Linked DNA regions of Homo sapiens: region 2 is linked to region 1. Evidence: chromatin loops called from intact Hi-C (ENCODE). Cell type or tissue: endothelial cell of umbilical vein. All regions are shown on one strand.

The links. Peaks named below come from ENCODE experiments on the same cell type or tissue, not always from the same donor. Only the 100,000 strongest peaks of a DNase experiment are listed, where the experiment ranks them.
Region 2: a loop joins it to region 1, with 5 times the contacts of the local background. A loop is called at or near these places in 3 of 110 quality-filtered maps.

What each region holds. Positions count from the first base shown.
Region 1 is chr13:34,152,699-34,160,698 of GRCh38, forward strand. No RefSeq gene overlaps it. Among named protein-coding and RNA genes, the nearest start is that of LINC02343, 190 kb to the right of the region's middle. RefSeq lists an enhancer at 3,855-5,054 and a silencer at 4,563-4,622. In endothelial cell of umbilical vein, a CTCF peak has its summit at 1,374; DNase peaks (open chromatin) are centred at 913, 1,343, 3,453 and 4,483; H3K27ac peaks cover 5,531 bases.
Region 2 is chr13:35,153,030-35,161,029 of GRCh38, forward strand. It overlaps NBEA (neurobeachin), which reads left to right. Exons shown (of 59, transcript NM_001385012.1): 19 at 2,745-2,826; 20 at 3,054-3,177; 21 at 4,049-4,241; 22 at 5,987-7,003. Among named protein-coding and RNA genes, the nearest start is that of NBEA, 210 kb to the left of the region's middle. In endothelial cell of umbilical vein, a CTCF peak has its summit at 4,342 (motif pointing left); a DNase peak (open chromatin) is centred at 4,312.

The sequences.
Region 1 (8,000 bases):
CACAGGCATAGCTGGCTTTGGTCCTATGTTCTGAACAAAGTGAACTGCCTGCAGTTCATAGCTGAATGTTGCAGTGCTTTGTAGTGGGTAGAAGGGAAGCTAACCCACAGGATGACTTTGTGTAGCATGGCTCAAGAAATGAGCTGGTGCAATCAGATCTTTGCTTTCTATAATCTGAAGTTGGAAATGGAGAGGCTGAGTGAGTTACTAGTGAAACCAAAGATAAAATTGTGTTATATGTTTAACTCTGGATCAAGATGAGACCAATTTACATGCAAGTCAAAGTTCGGCAGCAGTTGTTGAAAGGATCAAATAAATTAATTTGTGTGAAATACTTAGAAATTGATGGGGATTCAGGATATGCTTAACAAGAAATAGCCAGTATTCATTTTGTATCTTGATACTGGCAGCATAGCTAGAAAAATGCCTTTGGTAGAGAGAGGCACATGGAGAAGGTGTGTAGAGAGGACTTGGTTGCTGTGAGGGAAAGGACAGGCCCAGACCTGACACCATTTTAGTTGCCAAAAAAACATGCAGTCCTGCATGGAAGCTCTGCCCTTCCAGGTGACTTGGGAGAGATTCTGGTCTTTTTCCAGCTAAGTAAGCCCAAGTAAGAAACTTCCTAATTCAGAGACTAAATTAGACAAAATGAGTTATCTTCCTAACCCATTTGTAGTTTTTAGGCACAGGGTGTTGTTAGGAGTAATTCTCAAAATCCTAAGAAAATTGAACACTCGAACAAAGGATTCTTAGCAAAGCAATTTTACCTCTGTGCAGAGGGGTTCCTCCTTGGCCAGTCACCATGAGAGCACACCTAAACAAATGGGCACGAGAGCCTTTATTCCTGACTCAAGTCCTGCCCCTGTAACCTTTCCCCATTGGCCGGGGTCGGGTCGTACAACCTAAACTAATCCCGGTTGGCTAAACATTTGATTTTTTAAGATAAGGTGGGCACGCAAAAGAAAGTGGAGAGGAAAGGGGAAGCGGTGTCTGTAATGAGCTGGAAAGTTAGTCCTCTTTCCAAATAAGGAAAGGAATGTGAGCTGGTACTGATAACGCCTGGTACTGTGGCGCCTGGGCATCTGACAAAGGCAGAAAGGGAAAAAGGAGAAAGGAGAGGGTACTATGAATTAAAGAATAAAAGATTGATCAGATTATTTGAAGAGAAACCTCATCATATCCCACAGTGTCATGTCAAAATAATGAGCTATTGTTAAATCCTAAAAGCCCTGGTGCATTTTTTTGTACCCAAGTGTATGTTAATCTATCAGTTAATTTAATAATTTCCGTGCCTTCCTCATTACACACATGAGCTGATAAAATCTGGCCCATGAATTTTCACAGATTCTGCTTATAAAATGTTGGGATAATGAACTAATTGAAAAACTCCCCCCACCGGCCAATTCTGAAACAAGTGCCTTTGTTAGCTGTGTTCCAGGAGAGGTTAAATATGTATTTGATTGTGTGTGGATATAACCAAGACACTAACAATAGGTTAAATCCTTTGAAATTTCCAATTAAAGAGAAATAAAGTAAGCAAGAAATTCATAGTAATTATGACACTGTTGTGCGATGCTTTGTTATGAATGGAAATAAAAATATAATTTTATTAGAACTGAAATAAGGATTATGTTCTCAGATTAGAGTCAAAATGCGGTGATGAAATAAGAAAAGCTACTCATTTGGCACAGAAAGAGTACAGCAGCAGAGGAGGAGAACCAGCTAACTCAAGAAATAATTGAGACGTATGCTTCAGTCAATATCACCTGCCTCTGACTCCAGATTACACATTATGCTTTTGAGTCATGGAATCAATCTTTTGATATCTGAAATCTCTCTGCCTTTTTAGGTTTATCTTCATTTAAATCACAATGTTGTCATTAAAATTTAGACTATTTCTTGAGGACATTCCTGTTTTCCTGTTGCTGTTGGTTATCACCTTTAAATGAGCTTACCTGTTGAAAAAGTTCAGGGTGGGTTTCTTATCATTGTTCTTAGAGATGGGCTTCCTCAGTTGCACAAAGACTTCTGCAGCAATTACACTTTCTTTGTGAAGTTGTGAGTGTAGAACTTTACAAGCATTCACAAAAGAAGAGAAGATAGAGCAATGAACTCTCATTTATCGAATAATTTGCACTGTTGAAGTTATCATAAACCTCTAATAGCATTTTGCCAACATCGCTTAATCTATCCCCCCAATGTATTGATTTACTTATTTTTTCTTGAGTAATATAAGCAAATCCCAGACATCTCATTCCATCCATAGATACTTTGCAATGCATAAAAGATATCAAATAGTATTTCTTTAAAAAAAAGGAAAAAAAAGAAAGGGAAACTTGAAAAATACTGACCTCCACCCCTGCATTCAAGGTATCCAAATTTTACTTTCAAGGCCTAGTTCAAATTTGCTAGGCTCCCTCTCAGTAGGGGCTGCATCCTCTTACTTGCACATTTGGAAATTTATTTTCTGCTGTCTTGTAGCATGTCCTGAATTAACTTGACATAACATTAAATTTTGTATTTTTATTTAACTTCTCAAGAATTTATGTTGTTTCTAAAACTAGAACAGGGAAGCAATGTGGTATAAAGGAAAACACTCAAATTTGGACTCAAAGGCTTAGTTCTAATTGGGATTTTGCCATTTTTACTTAAGTTTTCTGAACTTCAGTTTCTATAGCTGTAAAATGAAGAAGAAACTGGCCCTGTTACATTGCAAGCTACTCACATTCTTACATTTTAATTTGCGTTTATTTTAATAACTTAATTTTTTAATATGGGATTAAAGATGTTTACCTGCATGAATACATTTCAACAGAACCAGAAGAATTGACTATGATTTTTTAACCCATTAAGATAGCATAAATCACAACACATGATTTATTTATTTGAAAGATTAAATAAGATAATGAATGTGAAATGGCTGGCTCACAGCAGACTGCAATAGATGGTACCTATTATTATTAGCTTGGGACCAACTACCTGGAAGCAAGAGACTGTGTCTTCAAAAATTTGTTTCTTACCCCACAGAGCTTAGTCCTGTGACTCACACACAATCAGGAGAAGGACAATTAATATTTGGGTCTTTGCCTTGCTGATATGCCAGGTAGAGAAATGTTTACACATTAGGAAAAAAAAAAAAAAAACCTTGCGATATAGAGAGTATTTTTCACAATATCTGGAGAGAAATTTCATCTGATTTGGAATTATAGGTTGAAGGACTAGACACGACCAGGATACGTCCTGAGACTGAGGGACAAATCCTTATTCTAGCCACACGCAAACAGCGGATTTTGAAAGCTGCCTCCAGCAATATAAAAGAACCTCAGAGCTGTGACTCAGCACAGGGTTATAACACTCTGATTTATCTTTCTCTAATCTCTTCCTCAAGGTCTGAAAGAATCTACTGTGCAATTTAGCAGAAAAAGTAGACAACCTCCGCCCGGCTCTTGTGCTCCGGTAATCCTCTCTCGAACCTGTGAGCAATTTCCAAAATCCGGTCTCTTTCTTCTAGCTCTGGTGTAAATGTCTTAGAAAGACTTGTAAACCAGAACAAGAATTCAAATAACCTGCCAGGTCAGTGTGCTTGCATAGACTTTTGAAGTTTAGAAAGATGTATGTATGACCAGAACCCCAAAGAGCTAAGCAAGATGACTGGAGGTTGCTGTTTCCAAACACCATGTCTGCACGCAGGGAAAATGTAAGCAGGTTTAATTGTCAGGATCTCAGTACTCTGATCCCGCCTACAGTCCATCCTCTCCCAGGAACTCAGAACTCTAAGCTCTTTCTCCAAGAACTGCTGGGAGGGGACCCTGGATTTTCCTTGGGGAAAATCCAGTGTTGCCAGGCTGATGACAGATTGCTGTTTGGTATTATTAACAGATATCAGTTGAGGTTGGCAAAACCTCTCTCCTTCCTTCTGCCCCCTTGCCTGTCGATATTTATTGATTCTCCATAGCGTTTAGAGCTGAATTTAACTCCCCATTTTTTCTCTTCTCAGCCTCTCCCTGTTAACAGGTTCATCCTCTAATTCTGAGTTGAAAAATGGATCCCCTTCCCTTCCAAAGCAGGGAAACTTGACTACAGGCGATCACATTTTTTTTTTTAAATGTGTTAAGAATCACAGCAGTTGTCCACTGTTGACAAAATGCTCAAAGGACAGAGGTGTGAGGGCTTGTGAGAAAATCCACAAATTCATCATGAAGTCCGTCATGGCAGTTAACTTGAAAACCAGGGATGACAATGTGGGTGACACCTCCTTCTTAGAGTGTCCCATCGCAGAGAACAGGGGTGGCTTGATCTGTACGGCATCCAGCATTGTGGGGCCTATGGTAAGCATTCCGAGAAATAGGGGGAGCATGTAGCATCACAGGCAAGAGGCGAGATGAATGAACTTTCTGTTCATTTGAGAGTGCAGACAGAGGTAGGAGGAAGTAGGTGGAAATGAATCAGTGAAATAAACCGGCATCTGCTCGCACACGGAGCATGCCGTTTCCTGACATGACTCACTGCCCAGCTCCTCCTGCCGCCTCTGACTCACCGTGCAGAGAGGCTGGTTTCTAAGGAGACCACTGAGGGCTGGGCAGTAGCCACCTGTGTAGACACTGTGCTCACATGGCCGTGGAGCCTGTTATCTAGAAAGCCTCATTTCTTTAAATGTCATTAGAGAGAGAGAGAAAAAATATTTCTTAAGGTTATTCTTGAGGTTATTTACAGACACACATCTGCTAGGAAGGAATGAAGTTCTTTGTTTGTCCAAAATAAGCAATTGATCCATGTTTTGGCCAACAGAGCTGTGCTAAATGCTGGGCACATTTGGAATGACTGGGGGATAGGGGAAGGATGCAGGAATGAAGAAGAGAAAAATGGAATTGATATTTCAAAATAAAATGCAAGTAAATCTATGACATATACTTACATAATAGTGGCTCACATGTTTAGTACTCACTGTATGATGGACATTGCCAATAAAAGATCAGTAAGCCCAGTTCCTCCCCTCTCAGAGCTAGTAGGTCCCAGGACGGTGGAGACAGCGAGCTTCTCAGAGAGCAGCTTTTCTGCAACTCATGGAGGGTGGAGAGAGAAGTTAATGTACCCAAAGTGAGAGACACAGATGGCACCTACAGGAGCCTTTCCATTCTCAGGCCACCCAGAATCTCAATTAGTCCCACACAATGGTGTAGAAGCTCTCATCTAACTTGGTTCATTGAATGAGTTTGAAAATAATGGTAATACTGTTTGTCAGTAAAGAGATGCTGGCAAAATACTCCAAAAGTTTCTGCTCTTAAAGAGTTAACTACTTCCCCTGAATACCTATTTGTATTTTTTAATAGCTTCAAAATACCTTATCACAGGCAATGGAAAAACAACAACAACAACAACAACGTCAACCTAGCCAGTGTCAAAACTATCGTAAGTTCCCAACTAATGAATTTTAAATTTTCATGAGCTTCTATTAGGTATTTTGTACCCTTAGTTTTTTTACGCCACCAACACTTTTCATCAAAAGGGCATGAAAACATTGTGTGTTTTTAAAGGGTAAGAAAATTCTGAGGTCTTATTTTCCTTTTAACCTTATGTTCAATAAGCTCACATCCTTGCAAAGGAAGTACATAATTCTACCATAAAAATCAGCCTTTCATGGATTCAGAGTTTTTAAGAAAGTCTAAAGTAAATTTATCTGAAAATAAATCTTCCTGAGAAAAAATACATTTTTTTCCTGGAGTCGTTTTTAAAAATATGACTTGATATTATAGCTGTATGAAGGAGTATCTGAAGTACTGACTTCTTATATCATTCCTTTACATTTTCCTCAGAGTTTTGAAATTGCTCCCTATTGAACGAGCCTATTCTCTGTGCAGAGGAAGCTTTTTACACCTTCTATAGGCGTGGAAGGCAGCAAGAATAGATCTCTGGATTGGATTGTTTCTGTTTCTCCCTCCTTCTCTCTCTCCCTTCCTTCCTTCATTCCTCCCTTCTTTTTTTCTTCTTGCCATTAATAAGCGTTTTTTGAACCCCAGAGTTGACCACATATTTGCTCTTCTACCTTTACTTTGGGTTTCTTTGGAAGATACATACAAAGATGGTATCTCAAGGTCCCTGGAAGAGTCAAGGCAGAGAAGATCCTCTATACATGAAAAGGAGGCAAAGAAGACATGGAGAAAGATGATGTCCTATTCTTAGTTACAAGTTTCACCAAATTAGTAGTGAGAGGATCATACATTTACAAGACCTGAAGATGGTAGATGCTCTTGGGAATATAGCAGGGTGGGCAGGAAAGAGGCAAGTGGAGACTCAAGTGCATCTCTTCAACACACTTAGACTTTAAAACTCCATTTCAGCTGGCAAAGTTTGGCAGTAGATATAGTTTTGTGAGAAGTAAAAAGACCAGATTGGAGCCATGAAAAGGAATAAAATTATTGGAGTTTCCCAGAGCCAGATCTAGGCTTTAAGTGGGAAGGAGATAATTCTTCACATTCATATCTTCATTCTTTTGCCCAGTTCAGAAGTTGCGAAAAATGAACCAATTGATGGCCAAAGACCAAATCTAGAACAAAGAGCATTCACTCTATTTTTTTTAGATATATGAGGATAGAGAATGAATAGCTTAACAAGGGCTCATCAGACGATCAAGAAGTAGGTCTTAATCCTGCTATGCTCCTGGCTTTGTGATAGCCGGGCATTCTCCATCCCCAAGGAGCTAATGGAGTAACTGTGCAGACACATAAAGATAAAAAATAAGAGAGAATGCTATGAGGACAGAGAGAGGAGGCATGTCCTTTTGGAAAACTTTGGGGAAGATTTCATGAAAAATTGATAGATTTTGGAGTATGGTTTCGAACTAGGTTTTGGGTTATAGGTAGTTTCACCACTAAGAGAAGAAGGTTAGGTCGAAGGAGAGTTATCAGGAACTTTTATTAAAGGAGAGAGTTATGAAAATGCACAGTGTCCAGACAACAGGGAATAGGTGCTGTAATTAAAAACATAAGTTATGGTGGAAGTTATGGCAAAGTCGTAAAAGAAGAGGCGGAAAATATAGAGGCCATGGTGCAAGATGTACTGATAGAGGCTGGCCATAGACAACAAAGCCATTAATTTACTTTTTCTTTTTTGGGGGATTGGTGGGGTGGGGATGTCGTGGGAAGGAGAATCATCAGTAAGGATCTGCTGTCAAGTGTCTATTTTAGACACCTGATTACAGGAGTGTGGAAGATGTGTGGGAAGACTACCTATTCTTTAACTACAGCTCCCTGTTGTAGGTTGAGTTCCTGGAAAGGAGCTTATGAGATGGAGATTTGCAGGTAGGAAGTTTATTGGAGATTGCTCTAGGGTGCAGGCATCAGGATTAGGCAGGGGGAGAAGTTGCTGCTACCATCACAACAAAAGCTTCAGGTTATTCCAGAGAGCCGCCCAGAGCTCGGATGGCATGTAGAGTTGTATCAAGTTGAGACAATGAGGTGAGACTTTATCTTCATATCACCTAGTCATTGGATAAAGAAGAGGGTGTGACCTTGGTCAGCTGAGGTCAGTCAACAGGAAGAAGAACTAAGCTGCAAGCTACCAGTTGTCACCATGATCAACACCTGGGGGAATGGGTGTTTCAGATCAATCCTCAACCCGTCTTTCCAATCTCTAGAAATTGGCACCACCAACTACCCTGTTAATCATACCAAAAGCAGGGGTACTTCCTTGGCTTCTCAGTTTCCTTTTACCCAGTACCCACTCCACTGGTAAAATCCTGTCAGCTCCTCCTTCAAGGTTTCATCTATTTCTAGTAAGAGTATGTTAATCCTAGTTCATGCCCCCTCATCTGCCATTGGGACAAGAGACTCCCGAATGGTCTGCCTGTTTCCACTCTTGCTTGTTTACAGTCTTTTCTGTATATAGTATCATATCAATGCCTGGGACCTAGGGAATACGCAATACATATAAAATATGTGAATGAATGATTTCAGAAGGTGTAATCTCTTTAGCCATAGAGGGACCACTCTTATGGAGAAATA
Region 2 (8,000 bases), 1.0 Mb after region 1:
TAGGTTCTTTTTTTTTTTTTTTTTTTGAGACAGAGTCTCACTCTGTCGCCCAGGCTGCAGTGGCGTGATCTCGGCTCACTGCAAGCTCCACCTCCCAAGTTCACGCCATTCTCCTGCCTCAGCCTCCTGAGTAGCTGGGACTACAGGTGCCTGCCACCACACCCGGGTAATTTTTTGTATTTTTTAGTAGAGACAGGGTTTCACCGTGTTAGCCAGGATGGTCTCGATCTCCTGACCTTGTGATCCACCCACCTCGGCCTCCCAAAGTGCTGGGATTACAGGTGTGAGCCACCATGCCTGGCCACATAGGTTCTTAATGATAGTCTATCATGTTTTGTTACTTTATTGGGGCATGCATTTATGCCTGCCTCCAGAACAATAATTAAATAAATTGCTACTAGAAATGAAGTTGCACCTAGCAATGTATTTTCAGTCTGCAAACATTTAGCAGAGGGAGGGCACATAACTGGTTATTAATAAATACATGTTGAATTGAGTTTCTGAGTATATGTTTGTCATTTTAAAAACCTTTATATTTGAATATGTTATAGTTTTCAAAGCACTTTCACATATGGAGCTTTATTTAATCTTCCTAGCAGTTTTATTAGATAGGCAAGGCAGTTATTCTTTTCATTGTTAGATGATAAAGTAGGGACTTAAAAAGACAATATAAAAACTGGTGACACTTTTGTTTCCTGTGCAATGTGATTTCTTCTCTTTTGGTTGAAAACACTTTAACTATCACGGGAGAGTAGGTCCTGATTTCCTTTAAGCTCGTCTGAAGTTATTTTGAATCCTTTATTTATAACCACAATTTTCTTGGATCTCATCCACTGGGCTATAGGTACACACCAGGGTCTTCGGGGCAAGTTGTTGTGAAAACTACTTATACGTATATACCAAGCAATAAGTGATTGTTCTTTAGTATATGGTTTTCAAATAAATTTTATCTCGTGTCAACTCCGTTTGATTAGGAGTGCATGTTTGGGGTCCTTTGTTTAGAAAGTTGTGAAATGCTGTTTAGTTTTAACAAGTAAGTGTTTAGTTTCATCAGAGGTATGAGAATGAGGGGAACGGGGGTAATTAAATGCTATATTCTTTAATAAAGTAGGTCAGTTTTTATTTCAGGTCAATATCTTTTTTATGAACATTCCTAATATACTTATGTAAATGTCCTGTCTTAGTCTGAGCAGAAGGGGAAGGAAAATGAAACTTCTGGATGTCGTGGTCCTTTTCTAATCAGAAGAGACCATCCCTCTCTCTCAATTTGCTTTTTCCATCTTCAGCTTCTACAATATAGCTATGTTCAATTGTCCTTTCAACTAACGTTGGTGGTTTTGCAGCAGTTTTTGTACTTGACTTAGGTTTAACTGTTTATTCAGAATTTGCCATGTTAAAGCTAAACAGGAAATTAAATCACAGATATAAAATGATGTCTGTATTAAATATAACCTCATAGGGTTTATGTAAGAGATAAACACAAACTCAAGCCTAAAATACAGTGAGCAGTTGTACATACATTATTGATATATAATTAGGTTAATTATTCTTTAATTTAACAAATATTTACTGAATGCTGTTGTGTGTCAGGCATTAGTGCTGATTACTAGGAATATAACAGTGAAGATGATGTTCAAAATCCTGCTCCCACATTTTAGTGGGAAAGTTAGTAAATGTTTTAGAATTTTCTCTTTCCTTTATTTGGTCAACTGTTTTTTTGTATTTGAAAGGAATAATTTAAAAAACTCATTAGTAAATGACAATGAGCCACATTGTTAGGAAGAACTTTCCCTTGTCACACTTACTGAAGTAGGGGCCAGATGTGGTGGCTCATGCATTTAATCCCAGCACTTTGAGAAGCTGAAGCAGGAGGATCTCAGGAGCCCAGGAGTTCAAGATGAGCCTGGGCGATAAAGTGGACCCCATCTTTACCAAAAAATGAGAAAAATAATTAGCTGTGTGTGTTGGCATGAACCTGTAGCCCCAGCTACTTGGGAGACTTAGGCAGGAGGATCACTTGAGTCCAGGAGTTGGAGGCTGCAATGAGCCATGATTGTGCCGCTGCAGTCCAGCCTGGGGGTACCATAGTGAGATTCTGTCTCTAAAAAAAAAAAAAAAAAAAAAAAAAGTAGTTCATAAATAATTTTAGGAACACTGAAAAGGCATTTCAAACAATAAATTCATTAATTTCCTAATCTTTCCTTCTATAGATACTGGTTCTGGTTTTGTATGTATAAATAATAAATAAAATTTGGTGAATACAGAGTTAAAGAGTTTAGAAGTATGTGGAATTCATTAAAAAGTCTCTTTAGGGCTGGGCATGGTGGCTCACACCTGTAACCCCAGCACTTTGGGAGGCTGAGGCGGGTGGATCATCTGAGGTCAGGAGTTCGAGACCAGCCTGATCAATATGGTGAAACCCTGTCTCTACTAAAAATACAAAAAATTAGCCAGGCGTGGTGGCACATGCCTGTAATCCCAGCTATTTGGGAGACTGAGGGAAGAGAGTCACTTGAACCCATGAGGTGGAGGTTGAAGCCAAGATTGCACCATTGCACTCCAACCTGGGCAACAAGAGTGAAACTCCGTCTTGAAAGAAAGAAAGAAAAAAGTCCCTTTAGAAGAGATGTTTCTTTTGGTTTGGACTGCATTGACATTTCTTTTGCAGGTTCATTGTATATCTATATTTTGCAATTATTATTTAAATTGTTTTCTAAATGAAGTTCAAATTCTTCATTTTTCAGATCTTGACAGAACAAGTATGTACTCAGGTCGTACACAAACCACATCCAGAGCCAGATTCTACAGTGAAAATTCAGAATCCAAGTGAGCAAATGGCAGTTCTTTACTGTATTGTGGTAGGCGCATGGCAACATATGAGACTAAATCAAAACTTTTCCTAACCCCTTAAATCATTATGGTGTTTACCTAGTTCATGACAGTTTTAACTCACCTTTTATAGTGTTAAGTATTTATTTGAAAGTTGGTAATACTTTTTGAGTTGAACATAGGATATGGTTACAAATCTACAAGTTTTTTTTCTTTGTTTACAGTGATTCTTAAAGTGGTGGCAACTTTGTTAAAAAACTCTACACCAAGTGCAGAGCTGATGGAAGTTCGTCGTTTATTTTTATCTGATATGATAAAACTTTTCAGTAACAGCCGTGAAAATAGAAGGTAAGCAGTTTGGATACTGTAACAACACTTTATTCCATAATTAATATTTTCTCTCTTTTAGATTTTCAATTCATTTCAAATCTTTTCCATATTGCTAAATACTTTTAATCATCAGAAAAGGCATTTTATGTTTCTTTGACATAATCTGTATTCGGTATTCTTCTATTTATTTTTATATTATTTTTATTTTGTTACGTGGATATTATATTTTAATTGTATATATGAATATACATATAAACAAACTCTTATTTAGAATGTAATATCCCTTTTAGTGGTACCTATCTATCACCAATGGAACTTTCAGTTGTAATTGTGTTGGATTTCCCCATTTTCATCTATGCTTTCCACCCCATATTTCTTATGGCCGAATGTTGTGCATTTTTAAGCTAGTTAGCTTGAACATGGGGTAAAGTCTGAGGCCATGAACTCTGGGGTAGTCATTGCCTGAGTCTATAATTTAACAAATATTGATTGAGTGCCTACTGTGTTCAGTGTAAGACTTTGTGCTACACAAGATAGTCTTAGTACACAGTCTCAGTACATTCCAGTGGGAAACCATAAAGCAATGATTAATGTATAATGTGTTAAGTACATTGTGAGTGCTAAAGGTGGTGAGAAAGTAGAGAAGCAATAAGTAAATCTGACTGTGAAAGTTAGGAAAATGATTTTGAATGATAATTAGGATTTTTCCTGGTAGAGAAATAAGAGAAAGTCATTCCAAGTATAGAATATATAACGTGCAGCATGACTGTACACCTTGCTTTACTGAGGTCAGATCATATTTTCACTATTTTATTTATCAAAGTTTCAAAATAGTAAATTCTAACTTAATTTGGATATTTTTAATGAGATCAAATTTTTTTCTCCCTAGATGCTTATTGCAGTGTTCAGTGTGGCAGGATTGGATGTTTTCTCTTGGCTATATCAATCCTAAAAATTCTGAGGAACAGAAGATTACCGAAATGGTCTACAATATCTTCCGGATTCTTTTGTATCATGCAATAAAATATGAATGGGGAGGCTGGAGAGTCTGGGTGGATACCCTCTCAATAGCCCATTCCAAGGTAACACGGGATTTAACATTTTAACATCATCAGAGTTATTGCAGTGGATTAAATGGCTACAAACATGCATCTGGTGCCATCTTGTGGGCATCTTAGATTTTGACAGATTCCTGTATCTCAGTTTTGTATTTTTCCCTCATTGTTCATAGACTGTTAGAACTTGAAAGTGGCTTATAGATGAATTAATTCAAACCCCAAATTTATAAATCAGGAGTTTTATACCCAAAGCTGACATACATCTGTTTTATAGCAAATCTGGGAACTTTAATCTGAGCCACTTGCTCTTTCAACTGGTTCTTGGAAGAATATTTTATGAAATAGTCTCTGAAATATACTTTTTAAGACTTTTTTTTAAGAAGTCAGATTTTTTTATTTCCAAGTGAATCATAAATACAGTGTTTAAGTTTAGTGGTATTTTAATTGCTTTATCTTTTCTTTATTTTTAATCTTAAAAATCTGTATGTCTATTTTAAGTATTATTTGATCTTTGGTAAAATGAAATAGTGAATTAAACTGTACAAGTATATACACATTAGATTCTGGAAATTCAGAGTTATGGGTTTCTCATCATGAAGTGTTATAGAAGAAGCATGGGTGTCAGAAGTATGGCTTTTAATTTAGTCTGTGCCATAATTGAGTTTTGTGATTTTAGGAGACTCATTAAGTCTTCTTGAACACGAGTTAGAAAAAAATGTTTAAAAGGATAGATAGTAAATATTATAGGCTGTGTGGGCTCTATAGCCTCTGATGCAGCTACTCAACTCTGCCGTTCAGTGTGAAAGACAATACATAATGTAAATGAATGATCATGGCTTTGTTTGAATAAACCTTTATTCACCCAAAGAGGTGATAAGCAGTTTTGTCCCATGGGCCTTATGTTACCAACCCCCACTTTTGGGACTTGCTTTCTTCTTCTGTAAAATTAAGGGGATTTTTGTATTATGAGATATTCTTTAAAGGATGGTCCCCCCAATCTAAAATTCTGTTAACTTATTTAAATATACATTAATAGAACCCATGTCTGTAAGAGAAAGTCTGTGAACTTTAAAAAATATTAGAAAAGCTTTTGTTTCAATTATAAATTTACATTTTGTGAAGTATTGACACCTCAGATTTATCATTGCTTTAACAAATTTGAAAATAGCAAAGAAAAAGACATTGCAGGTCTTTGTGCAAAAAAAAAGTATTCTGATTATTAATAAAGAAGCCTAAGTAAAGTAACAAAGCCAAAACAGCTTATATAAGGATAAAACTGTGATATTTTAATAGCTTGTAAATTTATATATTTAATGATATGTGTGAATTTTTTAACATCAGTTGTTGGGAAGGGTGCACATATGAGCAATAGATGGTGAAAACCAACATAGTAATAGTACTTTGGTTATTGTATATTATTAGCTGCTTATTCTCTGTTTAAGCTTACATAAATGTGTGGAAGTTAACTGGCATATTTGGTTTGGGTAACATTGAAATACTTAGCCTAAAAGAAAATAGCTTTTAATATTGCTGAGTTATCTGTGTGATTTTGGCAATCCTTATAATAAATCATATATAGCTGTATTTGTTGATTATTTCCAGTTACTTAATGAAACTAAGCACTTGCTTTAGGACTAACAAATGCCAGCTTTGAAGTCTTAAACTTTCTGGCATTATTTTTTCTATTTCCACAATTTAATTTGTATTATTTAGTTTTTTCTTTTTGATATGTACAAAATGCCTTAATGTTTTCTTTACTTATTCCTAAGGTCACTTATGAAGCTCATAAGGAATACCTAGCCAAAATGTATGAGGAATATCAAAGACAAGAGGAGGAAAACATTAAAAAGGGAAAGAAAGGGAATGTGAGCACCATCTCTGGTCTTTCATCACAGACAACAGGAGCAAAAGGTGGAATGGAAATTCGAGAGATAGAAGATCTTTCACAAAGCCAGAGCCCAGAAAGTGAGACCGATTACCCTGTCAGCACAGATACTCGAGACTTACTCATGTCAACAAAAGTGTCAGATGATATTCTTGGAAATTCAGATAGACCAGGAAGTGGTGTACATGTGGAAGTACATGATCTTTTAGTAGATATAAAAGCAGAGAAAGTGGAAGCAACAGAAGTAAAGCTCGATGATATGGATTTATCACCGGAGACTTTAGTAGGTGGAGAGAATGGTGCCCTTGTGGAGGTTGAATCTCTGTTGGATAATGTATATAGTGCTGCTGTTGAGAAACTCCAGAACAATGTACATGGAAGTGTTGGTATCATTAAAAAAAATGAAGAAAAGGATAATGGTCCATTGATAACATTAGCAGATGAGAAAGAAGACCTTCCCAATAGTAGTACATCATTTCTCTTTGATAAAATACCCAAACAGGAGGAAAAACTACTTCCTGAACTTTCTAGCAATCACATTATTCCAAATATTCAGGACACACAAGTACATCTTGGTGTTAGTGATGATCTTGGATTGCTTGCTCACATGACCGGTAGCGTAGACTTAACTTGTACATCCAGTATAATAGAAGAAAAAGAATTCAAAATCCATACAACTTCAGATGGAATGAGCAGTATTTCTGAAAGAGACTTAGCGTCATCAACTAAGGGGCTGGAGTATGCTGAAATGACTGCTACAACTCTGGAAACTGAGTCTTCTAGTAGCAAAATTGTACCAAATATTGATGCAGGAAGTATAATTTCAGATACTGAAAGGTCTGACGATGGCAAAGAATCAGGAAAAGAAATCCGAAAAATCCAAACAACTACTACGACACAAGTAAGCTACCTTATATGAGTTCTAGAAATAAATAAAAATGCATTGAAGAGTTGTTAGCACCAAAACAGAGTAATTTCTTATCAGTTACTTCATGTTTATATTGAATTATAGTATAATAGTAATTTATGGAACTAAATAGTGCGGTATAATTTCATGTATGTAAGAAACTAAAAATATCTCAATTATATTTCCAACTCTGCCACATTCTTCTGTGTAACTTTGCTCAACCTCTCTGGGCCTAAGTTTCCTTATCTAGTACAAGAGGTTGTACTAAAGGATGACCTTTAAGGTCTCTGCCAGTTCTAACATTTTATAACTCTGTGACTACATTTACACATTTTGTACTCAAGATCTTCATTCTGAATACTTGATTAATTTTAACCTTTTAAGCTTCAGGCCCAACCCTGTTCTGTGGATTATAGAAAAGAGGACTTGGAGCCCAGATTGAACTGATAAATGAAGGGGAAGGGAAAAGGGAACTGTTATTTATCCAGTGCCTACTATGTTCCGGGCACTGTGCTATATGTTTTCAGATTTAATCCTCACAACAACCCTGTGAGGTAGGTAATATGGCTGAGAAAAATTAGAATTGTTAGCAGTGAGAATTTTCTGTTCAACCACATGAATAGAAATTTGTTATAAGACAATTAAAGACTCTTAGGTCTGGTTGTTAGGAAATGTTAGTGCTTCAGTTTTGACCTCACTGGAATAAAGCTAAAAACAGATGATGTTTTCTGATATGGATTTTAATTGTTGAGCTCTGAGTTATGACTGTTTCTTTATTTTCTAGGATAAATAATACCTTATGGTTAAGAGTTGAAGAAATAAGAATACATTTACCGTTAATGACTTGGGTTTTGTTATCCTCTGGGTGCCCCACTTGCCTTTTAATGTCATTGAAAATACATTGAATGTGTTTCCATTAGGTTTATACTATGAAGAGTAAACCATGCCTGTCTTGTGTCTTTGTACTCCAGTAAGAATCCTTCATAATATA